Linked DNA regions of Homo sapiens: regions 1, 3 and 4 are each linked to region 2. The links are chromatin contacts, found by Hi-C or POLR2A ChIA-PET in ENCODE. All regions are on one chromosome and are shown on one strand. Each heading gives the region's core, a stretch centred on a gene start or an enhancer-like site at or near the end of the contact. The rest is flanking DNA. Distances are from core to core; before and after follow the strand shown.

What was found. Hi-C counts contacts between places; a loop is a spot of excess contacts on that map. ChIA-PET counts read pairs that join two places held with the same protein, here RNA polymerase II (POLR2A). Pooled maps may share reads with other maps.
Region 1: a loop to region 2 is called in a map of naive thymus-derived CD4-positive, alpha-beta T cell, with 19 times the contacts of the local background. The contact joins the promoter of ZNF813 here to the promoter of ZNF83 in region 2. A Hi-C loop is called at or near these places in 1 of 168 maps with a recorded cell type or tissue (naive thymus-derived CD4-positive, alpha-beta T cell) and 7 of 50 pooled maps. POLR2A ChIA-PET finds 5 or more read pairs at or near these places in 1 of 52 experiments (activated B cell).
Region 3: a loop to region 2 is called in a pooled map, with 7 times the contacts of the local background. The contact joins the promoter of ZNF841 here to the promoter of ZNF83 in region 2. A Hi-C loop is called at or near these places in 1 of 37 single-sample maps with no recorded cell type and 7 of 50 pooled maps. POLR2A ChIA-PET finds 5 or more read pairs at or near these places in 2 of 52 experiments (B cell and activated CD8-positive, alpha-beta T cell).
Region 4: a loop to region 2 is called in a map with no recorded cell type, with 20 times the contacts of the local background. The contact joins the promoter of ZNF761 here to the promoter of ZNF83 in region 2. A Hi-C loop is called at or near these places in 2 of 37 single-sample maps with no recorded cell type and 8 of 50 pooled maps.

What each region holds. Positions count from the first base shown.
Region 1 is chr19:53,466,431-53,469,130 of GRCh38, reverse strand. It overlaps ZNF813 (zinc finger protein 813), which reads right to left and starts at 1,398. Exons shown (of 4, transcript NM_001004301.4): 1 at 1,342-1,398. RefSeq lists enhancers at 54-616, 617-1,178, 1,115-1,354 and a silencer at 1,425-1,554.
Region 2 is chr19:52,637,073-52,639,810 of GRCh38, reverse strand. It overlaps ZNF83 (zinc finger protein 83), which reads left to right and starts at 1,456. Exons shown (of 3, transcript NM_018300.4): 1 at 1,456-1,499. It also overlaps the pseudogene LOC124904757. RefSeq lists a silencer at 1,209-1,408 and enhancers at 1,619-1,738, 1,492-2,009, 2,010-2,528.
Region 3 is chr19:52,094,423-52,097,122 of GRCh38, reverse strand. It overlaps ZNF841 (zinc finger protein 841), which reads left to right and starts at 1,358. Exons shown (of 7, transcript NM_001136499.2): 1 at 1,358-1,548.
Region 4 is chr19:53,430,466-53,433,233 of GRCh38, reverse strand. ZNF761 (zinc finger protein 761) reads right to left here and starts at 1,250. Exons shown (of 5, transcript NM_001289951.2): 1 at 1,206-1,250. All of the region lies in intron 9 of ZNF765-ZNF761 (ZNF765-ZNF761 readthrough), which reads right to left. It also overlaps the pseudogene TPM3P9. RefSeq lists a silencer at 1,294-1,373.

The DNA of each region.
Region 1 (2,700 bases), core at 149-2,648, 830 kb before region 2:
GCAGGGTGTGCCTTGTTAACAATATGTTTGCAGGCAGTATGCTTGGTAAAAGTCATCGCCATTCTCCATTCTCAGTTAACCAGGGACACAATGCACTGCGGAAAGCCGCAGGGACCTCTGCCCTAGAAAGCCTGGGTATTGTCCAAGTTTCCCCCCACTGAGACAGCCTGAGATATGGCCTCGTGGGAAAGGAAAGACCTTACATCCCCCAGCCGGACACCCGTAAAGAGTCTGTGCTGAGGAGGAGTAGTGAAAGAGGAAGGCCTCTTTGCAGTTGAGATAAGAGGAAGACTTCTGTCTCCTGCTGGTCCCTGGGAATGGAATGTCTAGGTGTAAAGCTGACCATTTCCATTCGTTCTATTCTGAGATAGGAGAAAACCGCCCTGTGGCTGGAGGCGAGATATGCTGGCAGCAATACTGCTCTGTGACTCTTTGCTACACTGAGATGTTTGGGTGAAGAGAAACATAAATCTAGCCTACGTGCACATCTGGGCACAGTACCTTTCCTTGAACTTATTCATGATATAGATTCCTTTGCTCACATGTTTTCTTGCTGACCTCTCCCCACCTGTTGCCCTGCTACACTCCCCTCACTAGGACAGTAAAAATAATGATCAATAAATACTGAGGGAACTCAGAGGCTGGCACTGGTGCCGGTCCTCCGTATGCTGAGCGCCGGTCCCCTGGGCCCACTGTCCTTTCTCTATACTTTGTCTTTGTGTCTTATTTCTTTTCTCAGTCTCTCTTCCCACCTGACGAGAAATACCCACAGGTGTGGAAGGGCTGGCCTCCTTCAACAGGACAAGCCCCGGGCACCTCCCCAACGTGGGCTCAGGGGAAGCCGTGACTGCGGAGGGGAGACCTAGGAAGCAGCAGGGCCCGGCAGGAGGAGGGAGGTGGGGGGGGGGGGGCGCGAGGGCGCCTTAAGACAAGGGTGGGGTCTGCAGGATCCCGGGACCAGACAGAGGACGCGGCCTTCCCGGGACTGGGGCCGCGGTTCTGCGCTCCACCGGCCGAAGTGGGCGAGAATCCACCCCTTGGGTGAGGACTTCAAAAAGCGCGGGGTGGGAGGAGTCAGAGAAAGGTTTAGAGCAGGAAAAATGCGCGATAGAAAGTGTATACATTGCCCTATAGCAGAAAGACCCGGGACGGGACCAGCCTCAGGGCGACCTTAAACACAAAAGGAAGCGACCCCCGGACTCTCACGGGGTCGTCTCAATTTGCTCTGGGTGAAGGAAGACGGCTGAGAATTTCCAGGTTTGTGGGGACCCCACGCCCCAGGTACAGAAGCGCCAGGGACCTGGGAAGTGCAGACCTAATACAACACAGAGCCAAACTCACGCGCTGCCGTGGGACCGTCACTCCACGCGATCCGCTTCCGGGTTTTCGCGAATCTGCGCGCAGGACAGAAGCCAGGCCTGGGCGGGACCTGGGAGGTGGGCGGGGCCTGACGAAGCAGGGGCGGGGCGAGAGGCGGAGAGACTTTGCCCTTTGGAAGGCGCAGAGGGCGGGGCCGGGGTGGGACCTGTGAGTCCGTCACCCTCGCTCCAGCGCCTGTTTTAGGGTTTTGGAGTCGAGACCGGCCAGTAAGGTTGAGGCACTATTCAAAAGCCCTGGAATTGTCTGGAACGGGGATGCAAACTAGAATGTGAAATGCAAAGCCCTGCCTGGGCGGAAGGTACGATTTCATGCTGACGGCCCACAAAACAAAATAGAAATCCTCCCCCTTTCTATTCTCCATTCACTCAGGAGGGCAAGTCCACCCCGTGCTCAACTTCAGAGATTTCCCTAAAGCCACCGCCATGGATGCGGGACGGAGTGCTCAGGCCAGGGAGGAGTGAGGTGACCACCTGCTGGATGGGGCGCCGGGGTGGGAGGGATGCGCGCGCGGGGGCAGGAGCCTGAGGTCCCAGCTACTCAGGAAGCAGCGGCGGGAGGATCGCTGAGCCTGGGGGTCCAGGCCAGCCTGAGCGACAAAGTAACACCCCCTCCCGCAGCGCTTCCTTCCTCGTCTCTTTTTTTCCTTTTTTTTTTTTAATGTTTTAAAATACAATTTTGATTGTGTGAGATAGGGATCCAACAGTATTCTTTTCCATCTGGATATTCAGTTAGTTGTCTCAGCACGTTTGTGGAAGAGATTTATTACTTTATTTATTTACTTATTTCTTTTGAGACAGAGTATTTCTCTGTCGCCCAGGCTAGAGGGCAGTAACGGGATCTCGGTTCACTGCAGCCTCTTCCCTCTTGGGTTCAAGCGATTCCCCTGCCTCAGCCTCCGGAGTACCTGCCATTACATTCGCGTGCCACCATGCCTGGCTAATTTTTGTATTTTTGTAGACGGGTTTCACCATGTTGGCCAGGCTGGTCTCAAACTCTTGACTTCAAGTGATCCGCCTGCCTCGGCCTCCCAAAGTGCTGGCATTACAGGCGTGAGCCACTGCACCTGGCCCAACAAATACTTTTTACTTCACTTTCCAATTGTTGAGAAAACATAATTGAAAACAAACAAAAAGTCTTCCCCCCAATGAGAAATCATCTCCACGACGACAATAGAGAAAGAAATTAAAACCATTTCATTAATAAATAAGCCTTAGGCCAGATTATGATGCGAAATAGACAAACAGCTAAGAGGTTGAAAAGAGAGAAAGAAACTTCACTGTTCTATACAACCCATTAAGTACATGTTTTCAAGATAAACAC
Region 2 (2,738 bases), core at 207-2,706:
TCGTGAAGATGATTTCTCATTGGGGGGAAGATTTTTTTTGTTTTCCATTATATTTTCTCAAAATTTAAAGAGTAAAGAAATGAATATTTTTTGGGCCAGGAAGTGTGGCTTATGACTATAATCCCAGCACTTTCAGAGGCTGAGGCAGTCAGATCACTTGAAGTCAGAAGTTCGAGACCAGCCTAGCCAATATAGTGAAACCTCGTTTGTATCGAAAATACAAAAATTAGCCGGGCATGGTTGTGCGCGTCTGTAATGTCAACTACTCCGGAGGCTGAGACAGGAAAATCGGTTCAACCCAGGAGGCAGAGGCTGCAGTGAGCCCAGATCTCGCCACCGCATTCCAGCCTGGCCAAAAAAGAAAACTCTGCCTCAAAAAAAAAAAAAAAAAAAAATAGAAAAAACTAAATATATAAAAGAAAATAAGCCGGGCGCGGTGGCTCACACCTGTAATCCCAGCACTTTGGGAGGCCGAGGCGGGCGGATTACTTGAGGTCGGAAATTTGAGACCAACCTGACCAACATGGAGAAATCCCATCTCTACTAAAAATACAAAATTAGCAGGGCATGGTGGCACATCCCTGTGATCCCAGCTACTTGGGAGATAGAGGCATGAGAATCGATTGAACCTGGGAGACAGAGATCGCGCCATTGCACTCCAGCCTGGTCAACTAGAGCAAAACTCCATCTCAAGAAACAAAAAAAGAAACTGATAGATCTCTTACACAAATACGCTGGGACAACTAACTGGATATCCACGTGGAAAAGAATAATGTTGGATCCCTATGTAACATCATCAAAAATTTTATTATAAAAAAGAAAAGAGAGAGAGAGACGAGGAAGGGAGCCCTGCGGGAGGGGGTGTTACTTTGTCGCCCAGGCTGGCCTGAACTCCCAGGCTCGGCGATCCTCCCGCCGCTGCTTCCTGAATAGCTGGGACCTCAGGCTCCCACTCCCGCGCCCATATCCCAGCTGTGTTTAAGCCGCAGGTGGTGACCTCACCCATCCTTGGCCTGAGCACTCCATCCTGCATCTCAGGCAGTGGCCTGAGTCTCTAAAGCTGAGCACAGCGTGGACTCTCTCCCAAGTGAATGGAGAATAGAAAGGGAGAGGATTTCTATTCGGTTCTGTGGGCTATCAGCATGAAATTGTACCTTCCGCCCAGGCAGGGCTTTGCATTTCACATTCTAGTTTGCATCCCCGTTCCAGATAATTCCAGGGCTTTTGAATCATGCCTCAGCCTTCCTGGCCGGTCTCGCCTCCAAAACCCGAAAAATGCCTCTGCGCTGGGAACGATGCTGAGAGACTCACAGGTCCCGCCCTGGCCCCGCCCACTGCTGGTTCTAAAGGGGAAAGTCTCTCGGCTTCCCACCCCGCCCCTACCTCATCCAGGCCCCGCCCACCTCGCGGGCCCCGCCCAGACCTGGCTTCTGTACTGCGCGCGCACATGCGCGCAAACCCGGAAGCGGATTATGTGGAGTGAAAGTTACACCGTGGCGGTGAGTTTCGCTCTTCTATTAAGTCTGCGCTTACCAGGTCCCCGGCGCTGCTGTACCTGAGACGTGGGGTCCCCACAGACCTGGAAATTCTCTCCCTTCTTCCTTCACCCAGGACAAATTGAGACGTCCCCATGAGAGTCCGGATATCGCTTCCTTTTGGGTTTAAAGTCGCCCTGAGGCTGGGCTGTCCCCGGTCTTTCTGCTGTAGGGCGATGTATACACTTCCTGTCGCGTAGTTTTCCTGCTCAAAACTGTTTTCTGACTCCTCCCGCCCCTCGCTTTTTAAAGTCCTCACCCGAGAGCTGGATTCCCGCCCTGGGCGCCTCCCACCCTCGCCTTCGTAGGCCACTGGAGCGCAGCGCCAGGGCCCCAGTCCCAGGGAGGCCGCGTACTTTGCCTGGTCCTGGAATCCTGCAGACCCCAACCTTGTCTTAAGGCGCCGTCTCCCCCCCACCTCCCTCCTCGTGGCGGGCCCTGCTGCTCCACAGGTCTCTCCTCCACAGTCACCTCTTCCCCTGAACCCGCGTTGGGGAGGTACCCGGGGCCTGTCCTGTGACACGGGGTGTTCTTGCCTGCCCAGCTCCAGCCCCCGGAAAACGAGCTCCTCCGGGATGCAGGCGTCTTATCCAAACCCTCCTGTGATTGTGTCGGCCAAAGGCATTGGGAGACAGAGCAGTAGAAAAGCTGAGACAGAGAAAAGAATGAGAAAGACCCATAACAGAGGGCAAAGTAGAGGGTGGGTGATGGATTTGTCAAGAGACAGCAAAAGTGAAAAGAAAAAAAAAGAAAGCAGGAGGAGAAAAGTAACTGGAGAAACGTAGAGAAACCTAGATGTACAGAGAGATGAAGGACAGCAAGGTAGGGAGAGGGGCAGCAAAGAGGGAATCTCATCAGAGTGAGGGAGAGGAGGAGGGATTTGGAGCCAGGGCAGACAGAGCAGAGTGGTGCTGGTGGCAAGGAGAACAGAGGGAGAACCACAGCAGGGAGGACACCTGGGGATCTGTGGTTCCACATATTGGGGACAGGGGGTATAACAGGGAAGACGGAATTTAACAGGGAGAGCAGAGGATGCACAGAGATGGGAGAAGAGGCGGAAATATATCAAGATTGAGGACGATAGAACGATTGGGGAGAAGGAACAGCAAGAAGTTAGGTAAGTTGCGAGGATGGAGCAGAAGAGGTGGAAGAGAAGGAATAGAGGGAAGAAGGGGATAAACAGCAGGAGAGGAGAGGGGTACA
Region 3 (2,700 bases), core at 109-2,608, 540 kb after region 2:
TCATTTATAACCTGACGCATCTGGCCGGGCGCGGTGGCTCATGCCTGTAATCCCAGCACTTTGGGAGGCCGAGGTGGGCGGATCACGAGGTCAGGAGATCGAGACCATCCTGGCTAACGCAGTGAAACCCCGTCTCTACTAAAAATACAAAAAATTAGCTGGGCGCAGTGGCAGGTGCCTCTAGTCCCAGCTACTCGGGAGGCTGAGGCAGGAGAATGGCGTGAACCCAGGAGGCAGAGCTTGCAGTGAGCCGAGATAGCGCCACTGCACTCCGGCCTGGGCGAAAGAACGAGACTCCGTCTCAAAAAAAATAATAATAATAATAACCTGACGCGTCCACCCTACTGCTGTGTCTGGTTTCCATTGGCTGGAATCGGACCCAATTCTGTGCTTGACCTGATTGGCTAGCACCTTAGAACTTCCCAAAAGAGGCAAAGGCAGAGGAGAACAAAGGAAGAGAGGAAGTAACTTGTGGAAGGCTGAGAGAGGCAAAAACACTTCCAAATAAGGAAGAGGAATAGGCTGTGACCTAATGCTTGCTTGGAACAATTCAGGCATGCCAGGGCAAATATCTAGGCTAAAATGTGGGAGCTAAGAACACAGAGTATATTGATTTATCTATTATGGCTAGCAGATATTTAAGAATATTAGCACAGGTCTTTGAGTAAATTTTGCTTCTAAGAGAGGTTACTATCTATTCTCAATTAGACTGGGAGGAAAGTCCCTTTGAAGAGGAACCTCTACTTATTTCATTTTCTACACTGTGTCTAGCACATTTCGCTTGGCATAATGTCTTCTGGGTTCCTGGATCCAGTCACTGCTCCACATCCAATCCCCACCGAGATCCCAGTTCCCTGACTACTGAGTAGCTTCAGCTTTTCTGGTAAGACTGGATGGAGTCCACCAGGCTCGGAAAAATCGGTTTTGACTTAAATCAGTTCAACTTGTTAAGAATAAATCATCTTAGTTTCCAGTATAAGTGGACCACAACTTTAAGATTCAACCTTAAATTCTGAAACATTAATTTAAAATGGGCAAGGAGCAACGCTGCTTCACAGGACAAGAAATAGTCACAAATACTCCCAAACCTGGAAAACAAAATCCTGCTGGGTGAGAGGCGGAGTGGAGAACAGGCCCCGCCTCGGCCCCGCCCACCCCTGGAGGCCCCGCTTCATCCCAGTTTTCGGTCCAGCCAAGCCCCACCTAGTCACGCCCCCTACCGCCCTGGGCCTCCCACCACCCTTTCGGGCCACTCCCAAGTCAGGCCAGTCTTTCCGCCCAGCCCTTTCCTAGTCGCGCCCCGCCTAGGCCCCGCCCCCAGGCCGCCCAGTTTTTCTTTCCGCGCCCAGTTTCCTGCACACCCGGAAGCAGATCGCGCTGGGGAAAGGCCACGTCGCTATGAGTGTGTTTCAGTCTACCTGGATTAAACGTTTGCTTCTCTTCGTCTACCTTGATTAAACGTGCACTTCGCAGTCCTCGGTTCTCCATACCCGTGACCTGGGGATCGCTACGGACCTTAAAATACCCGCAACAGCCCCTTCGTCCCAAGTAAGTAGGAGAATTGCTTCCCTTTCGGTTTAAAATCTCTCTGAGGCCGTTCCTTGCTCTCTGCCTTTCTTCCTTAGGACCATGTAGACAACCCCATTCAGGTAGTGTTCCCGCTTAAAACCCTCTGCTTGGGCCCCGCGCCAAGTCGAGTCCTCATTCGGGATGTGGACTAGCGCCCTTCGCGATCCCCGAGCTCCTCCGTCGTCTGCCCCTGGAGGGGAGCGCCCACTGTCCGGCTCCTGAAGGAGCCGCTTCTCCTCCCACGTCCTGGGATTCTGCAGACCCTCCCTGTCGTGAGACATCGTTCTCCGCGCCACCTCGTGTCGTCCTCACGCCGGGTCCTTCCGCTCCCCAGGCTTCCCCTTCACAGCCACTGCTTTTCTTGACTCCCCGTTGGGACAGGTTACCTGAGTCTGTCTTGTGACACCCAGTGTTCTTCCTTCCCAAATTTTACTCCACTGGAAAATGTGCTCTTCCGGGAGGTGGGCATCCTATTCCTCCCCTTTCCTCCCGAATGTGTGGGTGAGAGGGATCAGGAGAGGAAAAGACGGGGAACGACGGAGCAAAAGGAAAAACTGAGGAGAAAAGAATGAGGGAGACCCATAAATACACGGCAAAATGGATGATACTTTAGGGACTTGCAAAGAGAGCAAGAGTGAAAGAGAACGGATGGAAAAAGTAGCAGGGGGAGAAAAGCACACAGAGAAATTTAGAAAAAAAGGGGACCTTCAGAGAGATGAAGGGCAGCAAAATAGAGTGGGGCGGCAAAGGAGGAGGCACTGCAGACAGACAGACAGTGGGGAGAAGGTGAAAGAGTTGGAGCCGCGGCTGACAGAGCTACGTGGTGCTGGGACTGAAAGAGAGGGAGAGAGGGCAGTGGGTGACAAGCAGAGTAGAGGGAGAACCACAGCAGGGAGTAAGCCTAGGAAATTGGGGGTGCTAGAGAGTGGGAACAAAGGAGATGTAACAGGGAAGAGGGAATTTAACAAGGAGAGCAGAGAGGGAGCTTAGATGGGGGAAAAGAGGCAGAAATACGTGGAGATTGGGGACAATCGGAAAGATTGGGGAGAAAGAGCTACGAGAGGTGAAGTAAGTTGCAGAGCATTGGGCAGAACAGACATAAAAGAGGGAATAAAGAAAGGGGTGCAAAAC
Region 4 (2,768 bases), core at 1-2,500, 790 kb before region 2:
AAACCCCACTCCGTCTTTGTTGAAATGCTCAGCTTTTTAGATGTAAATCCACTGAGCCGGTGCGTATCTTAAATAAACATCCTTTTGTCTCCCCCATATCAGTCTGTCTAGTCCTCAGTTTCCCGCAACACCATCTCTGCGCCTCCTTTGCTCTCCCCGTTAAATTCTCTCTTCCCTGTTATACCCCCCTGTCCCCACTCTCTAGCACCCCAGATCCCCAGGTGTCCTCCCTGCTGTGCTTCTCCCTCTGTTCTCCTTGCCACCAGCACCACTCTGCTCTGTCTGCCCTGGCTCCAAATCCCTCCTCCTCTCCCTCACCCTGATGAGCCTCCCTCTTTGCTGTCCCTCTCCCTACCTTGCTGTCCTTCATCTCTCTGTACATCCAGCTTTTCTCTACATTTCTGCACTTGCTTTTCTCCTCCTGCTTTCTTATCGTTTTCTTTTCACTTTTGCTGTCTCTTGGCAAATCCCTCACCCATCCTCTACTTTGCCATCTGTTATAGGTCTTTCTCATTCTTCTTTTCTGTCTCAGGTTTTCCACTGCTCTCTGTCCGTCTCCTGATCCCTTTGGCCCACACAGTCACAGGAGGGTTTGGAGTAAGACGCCTGCATCCCGGGGGAGCGCATTTTCCAGGGGCTGGAGCTGGGCAGGCAGTAACACCCCGCGTCACAGGACAGGCCCCGGGCACCTCCCCAACGCGGGCTCAGGGGAAGCGGTGATTGTGGAGGCGAAACCCGTGGAGCAGCAGGGCCCGGCACAAGGAGGGAGGTGAAGGGGCGACAGCACCTTAAGGCAAGGGTGGGGTCTGCAGGATCCTAGGACCAGGCAGAGGACGCGGCCTTTCCGGGACTGGGGCAGCGGCGCTGGGCTCCAGGGGCCGACAAAGGCGAGAATCCACCTCTCAGGTGAGGACTTTAAAAAGCGCGGGGCGGGAGGAGTCAGAAAAAGGTTTACAGCAGGAAAACTACAGGTTAGAAAGTGTATACATTGCCCTGTAGCAGAAACACCCGGGACGGGACCAGCCTCAGGGGGACCTTAAACCCAAAAGGAACCGACCCACGGCCTCTCACGAGGTCGTCTCAATTTGCTCTGAGTGAAGGAAGACGGCTGAGAATTTCCAGGTTTGTGGGGATCCCAAGTCCCAGGTACAGAAGCGCCAGGAACCTGGAAGAGCAGACTTAATACAAGACAGGGCGAAACTCACGCGCCGCGGTGGCACCGTCACTCCACGCTATCCGCTTCCTGGTCTGCACGAATCTGCGCGCGCAGAGCAGAAGCCAGGCCTGGGCGGGACCCGCAAGGAGGTGGGCGGGGCCTGGACGAGGCAGGGGCGGGGCGCGAGGCGGAGAGACCTTGCGCTTTAGAGCCGGCAGAGGGCGGGGCCGGGGCGTGACCGGTGCTCCTCTCAGCTTCTCTCCTAGCACCTGTTTTCGGGTGGTGAAGGTGAGACCGCCCAGGAAGGCTGACGCATGGACTCAAAAGCCCTGGAATTGTCTGGAACGGGATACAAACTAGAATGTAAAATGCAAGGCCCTGCCTGGGCGGAACGTACGATTTCATGCTGACGGCCCACAGAACAGAACAGAAATCCTCTCCCTTTCTATTCTCCACTCACTCAGGAGGGAGAGTCCACCCCGTGCTCAGCTGCAGAGACTTCCCTAGGGCCTCCCCCTGGGATGCGGGACGGAATGCTCAGGCCAGCCAGGGGCGACCTGCTGGATAAACACAGCAAGGATTCAGGCGCGGGGGCGGGAGCCTGAGTTCCCAGCTACTCAGGAAGCAGCGGCGAGAGGATCGCTGAGCCTGGGGGTCCAGGCCAGCCTGGGCGACAAAGTAACACCCCTCCCTCAGGACTCCCTCCCTCGTCTCTCTCTCTTTTTTTCTCCATTTTTTAACGTTAAAATAAAATTTTGATTGTGTGAGATAGGGATACATTATTCTTTTCCATGTGGATATCCAGTTAGTTGTCCCAGCACATTTGTAGAAGAGATCTATTACTTTCTTTTATTTATTTACTTATTTCTTTTCTTTTATTTTGAGACAGAGCATTTCTCTGTCGCCCAGGCTGGAGTGCAGTGGCAGGAACTGGGCTCACTGCAGCCTCTGCCTCCTGGGTTCAAGCGATTCCCCTGCCTCAGCCTCCGGAGTACCTGCCATTACAGGCGCGTGCCACCATGCCCGGCTAATTTTTGTATTTTTGTAGGTGGGTTCCCCATGTTGGCCAGCTGGTCTCAACCTCCTGACTTCAAGTGATCCACCTGCCTCGGCCTCCCAAAGTACTGGGATTACAGGCGTGAGCCACTGTGCCTGGCCCCCCCAAAATACTTTTTACTTCACTGTCTAATTGTTGAGAAAATATAATTGAAAACAAACAAAAAGTCTTTCTCCAAATGAGAAATCATCTCCACGATGATCATAGAGAAAGAAATTAAAACCATTTCATTAATAAATAAGCCTTAGACCAGATTGTGATGCGAAATACAGGCAAACAGCTAAGAGGTTGAAAAAAGAGAAAGAAACTTTACTGTTCTATACAACCCATTAAGGACATGTTTTCAAGATAAACGCTAATCAGTCCTCAGGGAAGAGGACTTGACAACACTCTTGGTCACACATAGTTCATCCTGACTCTACTTGGTAATGGAGGTGACCATCTGTGTCAGCTAATTAGCTTCATTCTGAGGGACGGGGAGTAACACTAACCCATGTCTTTCTGACAAGTGTGAGTTTTACAACATAGCGACAGGTGCCCTCTCTGGTGAGGCTC